Linked DNA regions of Homo sapiens: region 2 is linked to region 1. A link is an interaction called in ENCODE POLR2A ChIA-PET data of the cell type or tissue named here. Cell type or tissue: Panc1. All regions are shown on one strand. Links, peaks and the distances in the headings refer to the core of each region. The heading gives the core; the rest is flanking DNA.

Region 1 (8,488 bases), core at 336-8,335:
TTTGCCAGCTGAAGGAATCGGGGTTGTTTCCAGTATTTGGTGATTATAAGTAAAGCCAACATAAGTTTTGTGGCAGTTACAATATATGACAGAATTGCTTCCCAAAGGATTTAATAAACTAATTCATAGTAAAAACAATACTATCTGAGCATTTCCATTTCATAATATCCTCTTCAACACTGGGCATTACTTAAGGATTTGTTTTCTCCAAAATGGAAGTATCTTTTATTCTGATCATGAAAGTAACACGTGCTCATGATTTTATGTCACTCAGCCCTCTGATCCGAAACCTAAATATACTCCATTTTGTCTCTTTTGTTAGAGCATGACCCCCAGAATTGGCATAGTGTTCCAGGTGTGGATTGGATCCAGTGTCTTTTCTGCATGATATATTCCTTTTAATACAGCCCAAGTTTAAGTAGCTTTTTTGGCAGCCACATGCACTTGAGTCATATCGAATCATCTAAAACTCTAAAGTGTTTTTCACATGTGCTGACATTAAGCCACACCTCCCCCATCCTGTATTTCTGCAGATAGTTTTTGGACCTTCAGTGAAAGACTCACATTCATCCACAGTTCAGTGTCACATGTAGCCTCAGTTTCTAGCTTGTTGAAGCCTTTTTTGAATCCCCACGATTAACACACCATGAGGGGCCTCACTCAAGTCATTAAAGAATGTTTAACACGACAGAACCTAGGTCAGAGATCCAGGGAAAAGCTCATCACAGTCAACAGACACAGAACTCTTTCTGTTAAGAATACTTTTTTATTTTCCAGTTTCTAGTTGGTATTTTTGTGGGAAGTAAATTGCTATCTCATATGCGATTAGTGAGAACTAACATTTGTGATTATTATATTAATTGAGACTCTTTTTGGTATCTGATTATCAGTACCATGCTTATTATGTATATCATTAATGCAGTTTTTATTGTGGTATTTTATCACCACAAACTGTATTTATTACTAGTCTATACTTATTTAAAACATTGAAGTGTTTTTCCTGAGACTTTAAACCACATCCTAAGACCACACTTCCCAAACATATGGTAGCAGTGACCAGAGACATAAAAATCACACCATTGATGAGAGAGTAATGATTCTAAGACCTGCCCCAAACCTCAAATAGGATAGCAATGTCATGGCTGCTCCTAATTTAGATGGGACGAAATCAACAAAAAGGAACTGCTGGCCGAGGATAGTTAATATTCAAAAGCAAAAGAAATGTATCTGTAAATAAGGAAGATAAATCTCATTATAATATCCACTGCTTTTTTTTGGATGTGGTCTTCCAGCAGTAGTAGATAAGTATATTATTAATGAAACAATTGTGTTAGTGTTCCATAATTATACAAAAAGGGAAAATAGGACAAGGCATGAATAATTAATGAAAGGAAACCAGACTCTTAAGTGGGGTGGGGGGGACATATAAGAAAAGGTAACAGCCATCTGTGAGTCTGGTCTGAGGACCAGAGGATGGCTGACATTTTTGGGGCCAGATAGACTATCTTTCTGCTGTTCTTCTCCTTTCCTGGCAATATACTGGAAGAGATTGAAACAGAACATCAAGGCAACCCCACACATGAGATGGAAATTTAAAAAATGTTCCAGATATGAGCATAACTCCCTAAGCCATTCTTTTAGCAATGGTTGAAGCCAGTCCTCTGACTTGCAGTAAGTTCTCGCAAGAGGCTACAGTTCCGAGGCCTATTTATTTTGGCCTCATTTTTATCCCTACTTTTACTTTGGTGACATTCCTTGAGTCTCACTCATTCCAGCATAGGGACAGGACACAGGTTGTTGAGGCAAATACTATGGGTTCATATAGAAAGTACCAGATATTAACTATCTCTGGCCAGAGTTTTTCCCCTAGGTCCTTACAAGTAAGTACTTTTTTTTTTTTTTTTTTTGAGACGCATTTTCATTCTTGTCGCCCAGGCTGGAGGGCAATGGTGCGATCTCGGCTTACTGCAAACTTTGCCTCCCAGGTTCAAGGGATTCTCCTGCCTCAGCCTCCCAAGTAGCTGGGATTACAGGCGCCCACCACCACGCCTGGCTAATTTTTATATTTTTAGTAGAGACCAGGTTTCTCCATGTTGGCTAGGCTGGTCTCGAACTCTTGACCTTAGGTGATCCACCCGCCTTGGCCTCCCAAAGTGCTGGGATTACAGGTGTGAGCCACCACTCCCAGCCAAATAAATATATTTTTAATGCACATTTACAATTCTAATTAGTTTTATATACCTCTGCCAGTATCTTTTAAGCCCAACTGAAGTTATGTGATTCCTCTGCAGAATTGGTTGCTCCATCCTGCCTACAACCAATTCTGATGCAGGTATGAGCTCCTCAGCTTGAGGTGAAGATCTCAAGCAGCCTTTATCTTAAAAAATTTATTTCGTTTTATGTATTTATTTTTTGAGACAGAGTCTCGCTCTGTCGCCCAGGCTGGAGTGCGGTGGCATGATCTTGGCTCACTGCAAGCTCTGCCTTTCGGGTTCAAGTGATTCTCATGCCACAGTCACCCGAGTAGCAGGGATTACAGGCACATGCCGCCACACCCAGCTAATTTTTGTATTTTTAGTAGAGACAGGGTTTTGCCATGTTGGCCAGGCTTATCTTGAACTCTTGACCTCAAGTGATCTTCCTGTCTCGGCCTCCCAAAGGGCTGGGATTACAGCCATGAGGCACTGCGCCTGGCCTCAAGCAGTCTTTAAATCTTCATTTCCCACTGTGTGCTTTGTATTGAGCTCCAGGCCAAATCGGACTGTTTTCTTTGCTTTCCCACCTCTAAACTTTGCCCATGCCCTTCTATCTGATAAAAAGCCATCTTTTCCACATAGGCCTGCTAAAATCTTTTCATTCCTTTAATGATTCCTTTTTAGATTCCTTTAATCTATCATTCCTTCAAGATTTTGCTTGTTCATTTGTTCAGCAAATATTTGAGGGCTGCTATGTGTTAGGCACTGTTCTAGGAGGTGAGGGTATAGCCAAATACACAATCTCTGCTTTCAAAGAGCTTACATTCTAATAGTTCATCCCACTAGAAGGCAAGTTTGTCTTAGACCATCTCCTTCATTATCTTTTTTACCTTTCCTAAATTGATACAATCTTTACATAGATCATGATGAGGAAGGAGGTAATATATTTGAAGTGACCACTGTGGCCAAGCACAGAACATTGCAAAATGCTTTAATTTTAAAAGCATGTGTCCTAAATGTAGAAGGAAGGATAACTAGAAATACAGAAAGTTATGGTCAGAAAGCCGGGGGTGGTGGCATGTACTTGTAATTACAGCTACTTGGGAGGCTGAGGCAGGAGGATCACCTGAGGCCAGGAATTTGAGACCAGCCTGGTCAACATAGCAAGACCTTATCTCCTTTTTTTTTTTTGACCTTATCTCAATAAGGTGGATGCACCTGTAGCCTCAGCTACTTGGGAGGCTGAGGCATCAGGATTGCTTGAGCCCAAGAGTTCCAGGCTGCAGTGAGCTATGACTGCACCACTGCACAGCAGCCTGGGTGACAGAGCAAGACCCTGTCTCTTAAAAAAAAAAAAATTATGGTCAAAGCAAAAGCAGTAATAAGTAGGATGACCTTAGATGATCCACCTTCCTTGGCCTCCCAAAGTGCTAGGAGTACAGGCATAAGCCACCACGCCCGGCCTAAACTGCCATTTTTAATGAATTGTAAAGAACAGAAGAGGTACCAGAAGCTTAGAAATAGAAAAAAGTACACGTTAAAAGGGGAGGCGGGTAATTGAACGAGGGGCCATGATTTCAAAATTTCCATCCATTGGTTCCAACTCTGTGCCTTCAGCGCTTGTTCTCTTTTAAAGTATTGATAGACTACTATTGTGCATCCAGTCAGTCTTGTTTTGTCACACTAAAAATTTCAAGATAAGTCCATAACAGGAGCATAAGTAAGATACTGCAAGGTTCTGACCTTGGCCTCAACCTTACTCAAGATCATATCACTTAGCTTGGTTCCTGCCATACTTAGCAAAGGACCCTATACATGCTAGATACTTATTGAAGATTTGTGGACTGGACTTAAATAAAGAGGTAGAGGCATATCAATCACATTGGTAGGTGGTAAAGTGTTGGACAGAATATCTGACACAATGGATGACAGAATCAAGGGTCAAAATGACCTTTTTTTTTGAGACAGAGTCTAGCTCTGTCACCTAGGCTGGAGTGCAGTGGCATGATCTCGGCTCACTTCAACCTCCACCACCTGAGTTCAAACCATTCTCCTGCCTCAGTCTCCCAAGTCGCTGGGACTACAGGTGCACGCCACCATGCCCGGCTAATTTTTTTGTATTTTTAGTAGAGACAGGGTTTCACCATGTTGGCCAGGCTGGTCTCGAACTCCTGACCTCAAATGATGCGCCCGCCTTGGCCTCCGAAAGTGCTGGGATTGCAGACGTGAGCCACCACGCCTGGCACAAAATGATCTTAACAGACTGAAAAGATGGTCTGAAACCACAATGACATTTAAAAGCAATACAGCTGGGTGCAGTGGCTCATGCCTGTAATCTCAGCACTTTGGGAGGCCAAGGTGGGCAGATCGCTTGAGCTCAGGAGTTCAAGACCAGCCTGGCCGACATGGTGAAACCCCGTCACTAAAAAAAAAAAAAAAAAAAACGCTAAAAATTTAGGCAGGCATGGGGGTTTGCTCCTGTAGTCCCAGCTACTCAGGAGGTTGAGGCATGAGAATCACTTGAACCCAGGAGGCAGAGGTTGCAGTGAGCCAAGATTGCACCACAGCACTCCAGCCTGGGCAATGGAGTGAGACTTCATTTCAAAAAAAAAAAAAAAAAAAAATAGAGACAAAGCTAAAATGGTGCAGCTCTAAGTCCAACGATCATAATTGTTTAAGTTAAAGGGATTTCTGCACACAGCAATTATTTGTTGAGTCCCCAATATGTAACAAATACACACTACTCAAATAAATTAATCCTCCCAATAACCTTCTGAGGTAGAGGTATTAGTGTCCCTTTTAGAGATGAGGAAAATGTGATCCAAAGAGGTTAGGTGACTTGACCAAGATCCTAAGGCCAATATACGACGTTTTCGATCTCTGAATTATCTCCAAAGTCTGTGCTTTTTCCTATCATGCCACACTGCCCCTCTGCACTCTCATGAATTGCAGGAATTTATTCCAAGTTACAAAGAATCATTCCAGTTCTGCTTAAACATTTCTAGTAATTAAGATAGTTTAATACTATGCAAGGCAGCAAAAAGGTTACAGACATAGACTTTTGAGAACAGTCAGATCCAGATTAAGAACAGCTGCTCAGCCACTTCTTAGCTGCACAACACTGGACAAATCCTTATCTCTAAACAACAGTATCCTTATCTATAAATTGAGACTAAAAAGTACCCACATGACAAGGATGCTGTGAGAATTAAATGTGAGACGCTGTCTGAAAAGTGCTTAGCTCACTGTGTGACGTATTGCAATTGCCCAATAAAAATTACCATTCAAATTATTATAGAAAGTTCTTTTTATCAAACCAAACTCTACCTCCCAATAATTTCTGTCCACTGATCTCAGTTCTGATCACTGGGACTTTATAAAATTAGATCAAATCCTGTATCTATTTGGCACCCATGTAATATTAGAAGAGGGTTATATTCTGAGTCGTCTCTTCTGCAAACCAAAACTGTAATCTGCTTCAAATCTCCTTCATAAAAAAAGGTCGGCCAGGTGTGGTGGCTCATGCCTATAATGCAATGCCAGCACTTTAGGAGGCTGAGGTGGGCGGACTGCTTGAGCCCAAGAGTTCAAGACCAGCCTGGACAATATGGCAAAACTCCGTCTCTACAAAAAATACAAAAAAATTAGACCAGCACAGTGGTGCATGCCTGTAGTCCCAGCTACTTGGGAGGCTGGGGCGGGAGGATCCTTGAGCTCAGGAGGCAGAGGTTGCAGTGAGCCGAGATTGTGCTGCTGCACTCCAGCCTGGGTGACAGAGTGAGACCTTATCTCCAAAAAATAATAATAAGACAAGGTTTCTGGACAATGACTTCTATCACTCAACTCAGGATGTACCCTAGTTTAAAAATCTCTTCTTAAACATGACACCCAGAATACTCTCGCAGGTGTACAGTAACCATTGCCAGGTGCCTGGGACTACTGCTTCCACTTTCTGAACTTGAGATCAAAAAAGCCCCCACTGAATTGCTGTTGAGCCAGTTTTCCCACACCCTATCCTTATACAACTGGTTATTTTTCATCTAAATGCAGGACTTTACAGGTACTGCTTTTAAGTGTTTTTGTTTTTTGTTTTTTCAGATAGGGTCTCACTCTGTCACTCAGGCTGGAATGCAGTGGCATGATCTTGGCTCACTGCAACCTCTGCCTCCTGGGTTCAAGTGATTCTCGTGCCTCAACCTCCTGAGTAGCTGGGACTACAGGAGCACACCACCATGCCTGCCTAAATTTTGTATTTTTAGTAGAGGCGGGGTTTCACCATGTTGGCCAGGCTGTTCTTGAACTCCTGACTTCAGGTAGATCTGCCCGCCTTGGCCTTCCAAAGTGCTGGGATTATAGGTGTGAGCCATCGCGCCCGGCCTTTGTCTCTATTTTTGAACATTAGAATTACATTATCTCTCATATAATACATGCTAATATACCAATTAGAACAGAAGTTTTGATTGCTAGACTTGATTTTGTTTACAATTTGGTACAGATCAGGTGTGTATGTTTACTTTTTATGGTTTTTCTTTCATTCCCCTTGCTGATAGCAAGTAGCAGCTACTGTCAGCTTGGAAACCAAAATAAAATCAATAGCCCTCGGCCGGGTGCGGTGGCTCATGCCTGTAATTCCAGCACTTTGGGAGGCTGAGGTGGGTGGATCACTTGAGGTCAGGAGTTCTAGACTACACTGGCCAACATGGTGAAACCCTGTCTCTACTAAAAATACAAAAATGAGCCTGGTATGGTAGTGCACACCTGTAATCCCAGCTACTCGGGAGGCTGAGGCAGGAGAATCACTTGAACCCAGGAGGCAGAGGTTGCAGTGAGCTGAGATCATGCCACTGCACCCCAGCTTGGGTGACAGATTGAGACTCTATCTCAAAAAACAAACAAACAAAAGACAAACCAATAGGCCTCTGAGGCAGTCTGAAGGGCTTCCTGTTATTAAAATACACAGGAATTAATACATGGGATTTAACTATTTTGGTGACCTGTAGGCCATTTTTGGTTTTCCCTGTTTCTTGGCTGTTCAGGGAGTTGGAATTATTAAATAAGTAAGATATAACTGGATGTCACATAATTTTTGCCGCCCTTTAAAAAAAAAAAATTTAAAGAGACAGAGTACGTTGCCTGGGCTGAACTCAAACTCCTGGGCTCAAGTGTCTGCCTTGGCCTCCTGAGTAGCTGGGACTACAGATGTATTCCATCTTGCCAGGCTGATTTTTGCTCCTGAGGATTACAATCTAGTATAGAAAACAAACCTCATGGTTGACTTAAAGTGTAGGATTTTACAAGCATAGTGTTCATTTAGTAGTGTATAATGGTATCATACCTTCTGTGTGGAGTGCCTGTTTCCCATGTGCCAAGTGCTACACTGGTTGTACTTCATACAGGACCTTTGCAAGTCTTCAAAAACAATCCTATGAGGGAAATATTAACATCATCCACATATAGATAATGCTGAGCTACAGAGAGGTTAGACAACTTGCTCATCTTCCAAAAAGATTTAAACTCAGGTCTGTCATAGTCCAAAGGCCGGATGGTTTTTACCACAGGGGAAGAGGTGGACCATAGTCATAGGAAACAACTGTATATAGAGAGGAATGATTAATTGAGCTGAACCTAAAAGGACAGGTGGGGTTTTGGTGTGATGTGTTAGGTTGGGTTGGGAAGGTGGATGAAGGAGTTCTGGGCTGGCAAGAGAGTCTGAGCAAAGTGGGTCTGAATATCCTGCATTGAGGAGATGGGGTGGTGGCAGAGTGATCACTCTGTGACCAAAGAGAAGGCTGCAATTTGAGAGGGAGTAAGAGGATGAGACAATTATTATTATTATTATTATTTTGAGAAAGAGTCTCTCTCTGTCACCCAGGCTGGAGTGCAGTGGTGTGATCTCTGCCACTGCAGCCTCCGCTTCCCAGGTTCAAATGATTCTCTTGTCTCAGCCTCCCAAGTAGCTGGGAATACAGGTGCGTACCACCACACCCAGCTAATTTTTTTTTTTTTTTTTTTTTTTGTATTTTTAGTAGAGATGGGGTTTCACCATGTTGGCCAGGCTGATCTCGAACTCCCGACCTCAAGTGATCCACCTGCCTTGGCCTCCCAGCGTGCCGGGATTACAGGGGTGAGCTACCATGCCCGGCAAGGTGGGAAAATTAGGTTAGGGCCAGATTTGGAGGCTCCTAAAGGATAGGGAAAGGAATTTGAAGTTGATGCCATAAGAACGTGATTGTAGTTTTGTTTGTTGCAGTAGGGAGCAGGGTATTAACATGTTGACAGCTGCGCTTTTTGAA
Region 2 (8,488 bases), core at 424-8,423, 190 kb after region 1:
ACCTGCCAGACTCTAGCAATCCTCCTACTTCAGCCTCCCTAGTAGCTGGGACAACAGGCACTTACCACCATGTCCAGCTAATTTTCGTATTTATTTATTTATTTATTTATTTATTTATTTATTTATTTATTTATTTATTTGTAAAGAGAGGGTCTTACTGTGTTGCCCAGGCTAGTCTCAAACTTCTGGGCTCAAGTGATCCTCCTGCCTCAGCCTCCCAAAGTGCCAGGATTACAGGCATGAGCCACCACACCTGACTGAATGTGTATTTTATTTCTGAAACAAAACCACTACACATGATTGTTACCAATATGTTTCTATTTTTTTTTTTTTTAGCTGGGTATACCTGTAATACCTGTAGTCCCAGCTATTCAGGAGGCTGAGGTGGGAGGATCACCTGAGCCCAGGAGTTTGAGGCTGCAGTGAGCCATGGTTGTGCCACTGACGGCATGACAGAGTGAGAGTTTCTATTTTTTTAACAGAACCCCAACAGCGGTGCTTTCATTTTAGATCCAATTGATGATTAATGGACGGCAGAGTATGTCTTAAGAAAGACAGGTGAAAAATATCAGGTTGCAAAGCAAAGCACGTAAATATACCAAAGCCAGAATTTTTTTTATTTTTGTAAGGGGTAAAAGGCCATGAGTACTATTTTAGGAGTACCAAAAGTTCAAACACTGTAGTTGGAAATGGATAAAACCTCAATACCTTTGAATCTGACACTGAAATTTAGTATTTCTATCTTTTAAGTTCTTTTATCTCAAGGTATATAAAAGTGCTCCAAATAAATATGTCCAAATCTTGGGATTTTCTTTTTTTTTGACATGGAGTTTCACTCTTGTTGCCCAGGCTGGAGTGCAATGGCGTGATCTCGGCTCACCACAACTTCTGCCCCCTGAGTTCAAGCAATTCTCCTGCCTCAGGCTCCCAAGTAGCTGGGATTACAGGCATGCACCACCACGCCCGGCTAATTTTGTATTTGTAGTAGAGACAGGGTTTCTCCATGTTGGTCAGGCTGGTCTCGAACTCCCGACCTCAGGTGATCTGTCTGCCTTGGCCTCCCAAAGTGCTGGGATTACAGGCATGAGCCACCACGTCTGGTGAGCATTAAAAATTTTGTTATAAATTTCAGCATTAAAAAATGTGTTAATGGTTGATCCTAATTTTCTAGTGGGTAGGAGGTTAGCTTTAGTACCTGATTGAAAGAAAACAGCTTGAAAAACAGGAGAGGCTAGCACTAAATTGTTTTATGACTTTGGGCAGGAGACTCAAGAGAAGGAAAATAGAGAGCCCAACAGGTATTGAGCATCTATTATTGCCAAGCACTGTGTTTGCATATATTATTTCCCTGAGTTTTTACAACATTTCCTGTGGGTCGCCATTGTTACACTTTAAAGATGAGGAAATCAAGGCTCTGAGATGTTAACAGACTCTCCCACAATCGCACAGCTAAAGGGTAACAGCACTGGGATTAGAGTCCAGTACTGCCTAACTCCAAAGCCCATGCATATGCTTTCCACCACCCTCAGCTGCTCTTGCCTTGTTTCCTCATCTACAAAACAAGGGAGTTCAGTCAGATAATCTCTGATGCCCCTCAAGTTCTACCTGCATGGCCTTTGTGGTTGGGAGGAGAAAGGGGAATCAGGGCAGGGTCTCCGGCACTGTGCTGAGTGGTCTTCTTCTGAGTGGGAAAGCAATGAAACCACGTGTCTTACTGGTGCTGTACTGACTCCCTGTCCTGTGAAAGAAGGCTGCTGCTGCTGGCAACACTGCAAATGACGATGGGACTCCCAGGCCCACAGCCCTCAAAAGGAAGTGAGTCTTCTCATTCTCCTTTGCAGGGCCACTTTTTATAAATTTACATTTCCAAAACCAAATCCATCAACATTTACTGTTGAGAATTTTATTGTGCCCAACACTGAGTTAAATGGTATTGCAAGGCTCTATATACAATAGCAAGGAAGTATAAGATGTGGTCTGTATTCTCAGGAACTTACAACTAGCTGGGAGAACACAACACACAAAGCAATTTTTGAAGGACACTGTATAATGCAGGACTGAATTGTGTAGTCCAGATGATATGTACTACAGGAGTGCAGAGAAATGGGCGTTCAGTGGGGGCTACAGCACCCGTGAGAACTGGAGCAGAGACAACGTTATTCACCTTGCATTCTTGACTAGTCTTTCTTGGCCTTTTCTGTAATTGTGAAACCCTGGTATGACTCTTTGACATAGTTCAAACATTCTCTGCTTTGCAGGCTGCAGTGATGTCCTTCATATCACGTCATCTTAGTGCCACTTCATCTTTATTGGCATGTGTGGGAGGAACAAAACCCCAGTGGTATGCAAACACCGTCATGGGGACTTGCTTCAAGCCATGGGAAGTTTCACGCAAAGCCAGTTTCTCAGTAGGGCAAATGTTGTGTAAAAGTACAAGAAGTTTGAGAAACTAGTTAAAGGCAAAGCCTGTCACAGCAAGAATGAGATTTGAATGGGGACACTTTCCTGTCTGTGTCAGGGATGGTCTGATGGTCTACTCCCAGCCCCTCACCTTCGGAGCCCCTGTGCTTAAGTACTTCGCTGACAACATGGCCCAGAGGCGAAAGGACCTTGTCCAATGCAGCAGGAACTTCTTATTCCCAAACCCTCTGCCCACCCTCATAGGCCAGTCTTTTGATAAGAGGCTGTAGACCTGAAAAATTATTCTAGAATGTTGGATCTAATAGATTTAATAGTCACTATATATTTACTGCATGTTCTGAAACAAGGCTGGATTGAGGACTGTTTTCATTTGAGCTGAAGACACAAAATGAATATACAGGAAACAGCAGCTAAGTGTACCTGACAGATTAATGGCATCAAGTGCTAAGCCAAGGGTAATTGGTTCAGAAAAATGAGACACTGATAAGTACAGAAGTAATGAGGGAAAGTGTCACCAAGCCAACGTTTAGGAGAGACCTTAAAAAATGGAAAGAATCTGGATTGGCAGGAAAGAGAAATTATGACATTCTAGAAATGATATAGTACCTACTATTTCATGTGATGAATTATAAATTATAATAGGAAACCATTATCAAAGGCAAGAAAAGTGAAAGATATATTCATGGAAAACCAAAGCAGTCAGCCTGTCTGGAGGAAGGGTGGCATAAGAATGTACATAGCAAAAATTAATGGGAAGTTAAGATCATCTGAATAAGATGAATTCATCAACATACTTAGGCTGGGCACGGTGGCTCATGCCTATAATCCCAGCACTTTGGGAGGCTGAAGTGGGTGGATCGCTTGAGCCCAAAAATTCAAGACTAGCCTGAGAAACACAGTGAGACCCTTTCTCTACAAAAATACAAAACAATTTAGCGGGGTGTGAAGGTGTGCGCCTATAGTCCCAGGGAGTATAGTACTTGGGAGGCTGAGGTGGAAGGACAGCTTGATCCTGGGAGGTCGAGGCTGCAAGTGAGCTATGATCACTGCACACCAGTGTCGGTGACAGAGTGAGACACTGTCTCACACAAACAAACTTACCAAACATATATCAAGTGCTGATTACACTAGGTCTCTTGCTGCATAATTATAATAGTTTACACCTATTAAAGCTTACAATGTGCCTTGCACTGTGTTAAAGTGCTTTACATATATTATCTCATTTAATTGTCACGACAGACCTATGAGGTATATGTTACCTCATAGGTAATGTATCCATTTTACAGATGAAACTGATGAAACCCAGAGAGGCTAAGGAACTTGCTTCAGGTCACATAGTTACTGAGTGGGAAAGCCTAGTATTGAACCAAGTAAGTCAGCCCAAACACGGGTTCCGAGCACAATGCTAAACTGTCTCCACAGATATTACTACAATCTCATAAACTTCCCTATGACATAGGTATTATCACCCCAGTTTTGCAAATGGGGATTCAAGGTTTCGAGAGTCAGTGAATTGCCCAAGGTCATTCTGCTGAGTACGGGGCTAGGATTTGAAAGCAGATCCACTAACTCCAAGTCCATTAAACTTCCCATTACAATATAGCCACCTGGCAGAAATATTGTCTAGTATGAGATCAGATTAGAGGAAATTTTGACAGCAAAGAAGAGCAAGAAGTCTATATGAATAGGGAAGAACTTCAGGGTTTTGAATAGACATGATTTGATTAATGAAGGTAGTCTAGGTCTGGCCTCAGTCTTTCACAGGTAATTGAATCAGGGAAAGGGTAGACATGAACAGTAGATGATATTAGAGGAAGTAAGGACCTAGAAATGGGCATAGGAGAGAGGGAATGACAGAAACAAGATCAATATTTGAAGGAAAACCTGATTGTTCTAGGGGCTGAACAGCTGAGAGTGATGAAAGAGGAGATCAAATCAAAGAGGAATTTGCTTCTCTATATCTAAATAACTTCATGGACTATTGACAGGGACTGACAGTTTATATGAGCAGCTGATTTGTGGCAAAAAAAAAAAAAAAAAAAGAAGAAGGTTGTTTTTGGACATGTTGCAATCTGCTTGGCAGAACAATGACCTGCACATTCCAGAGGAAATGGCCAGTAGGCAGTCAGGGAAATGGGATTGGAGCTCAGGTAGAGAGCAGAAGCTGTCAATAGTATCTGACAAATAAGCTCTGCAAGGACCACTGAAGGGGCAGACAAGTCACATCCCAAGAAAAATAGGGTTTTTTTTTAATAATCAGAATGCGCCAGGAGTCAGCAGAGAACCAAAATGCACTATAATGAAAGAGATCAGGCCCAAGGGCAAGCCACAGGTCAAGATAAGTGGTTAGGGACAATGCAGAGATAAAAATTAAAGGGATGCAGCAGCAAATCTGATCTCATCAGTATCAAGGATAAATGACCACAGAATAATTTCCTGTCCTGTTTCTGGTATTTTGGGGTATTCCCCTATTGCAGGAGCCAAATCCACTTAACTGGATGACGCCCTCAGAATGACCCTGCAGAACAACCAGGAATCTTCCTAGCAGGGAGTACACAGTCTACATCAGCACAGGGAGAGAATGAAAGTTATCAAAAAGGGCCTCTCCACTGAATTGTACATGTAAAAATGGCTAAAATGGTAAATGACATTTATGTAGATTTTACCAAAATTTAAAAGGGAGTCTATCTCTTGAAAAGATAAACATCTACGGATTCCCCCAAAATCTCCAAAAGTTCACCTAATTACCATCTCCTGGACTTCCCCTGTTTGTTAAAGATCTTGATTTCCTTGCTTAAGTTGGTGGCTATGGTGCTAAAGGGATGAAGATACTTAAGAAACCATGGAGGCTGCAGCTACCTGGTGCCCTTGTCCCTTCCAGTCTGGGAAGGGAATGGGATAGTTGGTTGTGGTCAGTTTGCTGTGGAAACTCCTCTTCTGGCCTTTCTGCTCCCTCTGTCCTTTTTTCAGAACTTTGAGAACATGACACATTGGCCAATGCTCCACCCTCTGTGACCTCTTCTGCTTGACACAATTAAGAAAATGAGCCATAGAGCAACTCAGCCAACACCTGGAAGGGACTTACCTGAGACAGGAACCTGAGAGTCCTGTAACTTCAGTTCTTGCTCACTGCCCTGTGCATATGGCCTTAGAATCCTAGGATCCTCTTTCTGACTTTACAGAGATCACCTCCAAGCCTATATCGAATTCCTTTCCTGATCAATATATAATGTGTTCTTAGTTCAGGGGGCCTTCACAAACCAGGGCAACCCAAAGGTGCTCAGCTCCTACGCTCTTGGAAGTAGCAAGGTGGGGCTCCTCTTCATCTTGTAAGTAAGGAAACAGTGGCCCAGGATCAGTTCAATGGCTTGCCCACGGGCATATACCTGGCTAATTGCAGAAGGGGAAGGAGATGCAGGCCTTCTGATCCACTCTCCAAATCTCTGTTAGTTAGACAAAGAGATCCCAGCTGAAATATTTGGAATGCTATTTTTACTGAAGCTTTGCTTTCCCCCAGATTTAGTCTCTTTTACTGCCTTTTTCTCAAAACATATTTAAACTGCTTGGAAATGCCAATTAGGGGTCTAAAATAGAATGATAACTGCACCGATCAATTGGGGAAGCTCACTGGTTACCCACAAAACCATCACAGACCGCCTATTATGCTGTGGCTAAAACTCGGATCCATGCCTTCCCGCAGCCTCATATGGCAGAGCACCCCAGTCCCTCCTGTCGTTGCCCCATGTTGGCCTTGATGTCTGCCTCTGAAATCCTTGATTACCAACGTCAACAGGCAATTGGCCAGCTTAGGAGGGGCCTTCCAAGGCTATGGCAAGATAGAAGAATGACAGTACAGCTCATCATAAACGTATTTATCAGGCAAACTTCAGGAAAAACTGGTTTCTCAGGCTTGCCACCTGAAGCAAAATAGTTCTGGGTGAAGCTTGACATGGTGTATATCTGTGGGTCAGGTCAGCACACACACAGAAAAAGAATCTTTTTTGTTTTCTCTTTGGAGATTATCCAAACTATAAAGTTAACCAGAGAAATGAATTATCTGTTTTAGTCAAGCCTATATTTCTTTCCAATGGTCATTTTCTGGAAATGCAGGAATTCAAGTTTAGAACTTCTAAGTGATAGAGTCATATACTCATAAAATAGTAGCACTGTATGGGACCCGGAAATTGTCTAATCTAGCGTCTAATTTTGCAGATAAGAAAGCTGAAGTTTCCCATTATTAAATGAATATTGTACTTCCATGCAGGCAGAGATTGCACTCATTTCTTTACAAGCTGAAATTACACTGTTGGCTCCCATGGCACTGGCAGCCAGCCTAAATAAAACCCATAATATTTTTCATATAAACTGCTCAGCTAGATTTTCCGCATTCCAGGTTTATACATAAATTTCTTAACATTTTGTTCAGGAGTTTACATTTTCCCTTTCTAATTTTACTAGTTTAAACTCTATATGCCAGTCTATGATTTGAATTCTGGCCCGGTCTTAAGCCTTATAAGTACTTGAGAAAGGGCAAGATCATTTGCTAGTGTGCACTTTACAGTGTACCTGTCTTTATTTATTTTTGTATTTATTTACTTATTTATTATGTTTTGAGACAAGGTCTCACTGTATCACCCAGGCTGGAGTGCAGTGGCACCATCATGGCTCACTGTAGCCTCAACCTCCTGGGCTCAAGCAATCCTCCTGCCTCACCCTCCCAGGTAGCTGGGACCACAGGCACATGCCACCATGCATGTAGAAAAATTTAAATATTTCTAAAATGTTGCCCAGGCTGGTCTGAAACTCCTGGGCTCAGGTGATCCTCCCACCTCAGCCTCTCTCCCAAAGTGCTGGCATGACAGGCATGAGCCACAGTGCCCGGCTCCCCTACAACTTCACTTCTTGCTCACTGCCCTGTGTGTATGCCCTTACAGTCCTAGGATCCTCCTTCTGACTTTACAGAGATCACTTCCAAGTCTATATCCAATTCCTTTCCTGATCAATATATAACATGTTCTTAGGTCAGGGGGCCTCCACAAAGCAGGACAACCCAAAGGTGCTCCTGCACTTAGCTATTAGGACAATAGCTAAGTTGTCCTAAATAAAATGCTATTTATGAAAAGCATTTAACTTAGGTTTCCCCCACCTAGTTTTGTCCTAATTTAATTCCTCAAGGAGGTTTGGTAACTTTTCCTCCCTTCTTACATGAAGGAGCTCTAAAAGGGGTCTTTCCTCTATAAGGGAGAAGAAACTTTCGTAGCTTGTCTCCTACCAGAAGTAGAAGTGACTGGAGTAATGTGGTAAAAGGCTACCCTCTAAACTCCAGAGTCAGAAGAACCCTTTCTTTTTTTTTTTTTTTTGAGACACAGCCTTGCTATGAGGCCCAGTCTGGAGTGCAATGATGCTATCTCGGCACTCACTGCAACCTCTGCCTCCCAGGTTCAAGCAATTCTTCTGCCCCAGGCTCCTGAGTAGCTGGGACTACAGGCACACACCACCAGGCCCAGCTAATTTTTTTGTATTTTTAGTAGAGATAGGGTTTCACCATATTGGCCAGACTGGTCTCAAACTCATGACCTCAAGTGATCCACCTGCCTCGGCTTTCCAAAGTGCTGGGAATACAGGTGTGACCCACCACGCCCAGCCAAGAATCCTTTCTTATGTCCATGTTGATGTATAGGTTAGTAGTTTATCTTCCATCAGTTATGAAAACTGCAGGAGTCAAGAAATTTAGGAGTAGGGAGGAAAGAAAGGAAAGATTTCCTAATCTCTTCATACTCAAAAGGATATGTGCTATATGAAAAAGGAGAATTGAGTGAAATATCTGTGATTACTTTATATATTGTAAGTAGCCTAGAAACCTAAGAATTATACCTGACTTCTTCCTTCCCTTCACCCCCCATATCTAATAACAAGAATCACTAACACTTATCAAGTACTTACTGTGTGCCAGGTACTGTGCTGAGCATTTTATAAGCCTGATTAATTGAATCCTCAAAACAATTAGGATTTTAAGATGAGAAGATTGGCACTTTTAAGAGGTTACATTACTTGCTTGAACTCATAT

The links. ChIA-PET counts read pairs that join two places held together with the same protein. Peaks named below come from ENCODE experiments on the same cell type or tissue, not always from the same donor. Only the 100,000 strongest peaks of a DNase experiment are listed, where the experiment ranks them.
Region 2: POLR2A ChIA-PET joins it to region 1 with 10 read pairs; 4 of 35 experiments call an interaction of 5 or more read pairs at or near these places.

The regions. Positions count from the first base shown.
Region 1 is chr12:12,387,248-12,395,735 of GRCh38, forward strand. All of the region lies in intron 2 of BORCS5 (BLOC-1 related complex subunit 5), which reads left to right. Among named protein-coding and RNA genes, the nearest start is that of BORCS5, 34 kb to the left of the region's middle. In Panc1, for the core only: no CTCF peak of the experiment used is centred there; no DNase peak of the experiment used is centred there; H3K27ac peaks cover 246 bases.
Region 2 is chr12:12,580,795-12,589,282 of GRCh38, forward strand. LOC107984486 (a long non-coding RNA gene) reads right to left here and starts at 6,164. Exons shown (of 3, transcript XR_001749010.1): 1 at 5,507-6,164. RefSeq lists enhancers at 2,649-2,708, 4,263-4,764. In Panc1, for the core only: no CTCF peak of the experiment used is centred there; no DNase peak of the experiment used is centred there.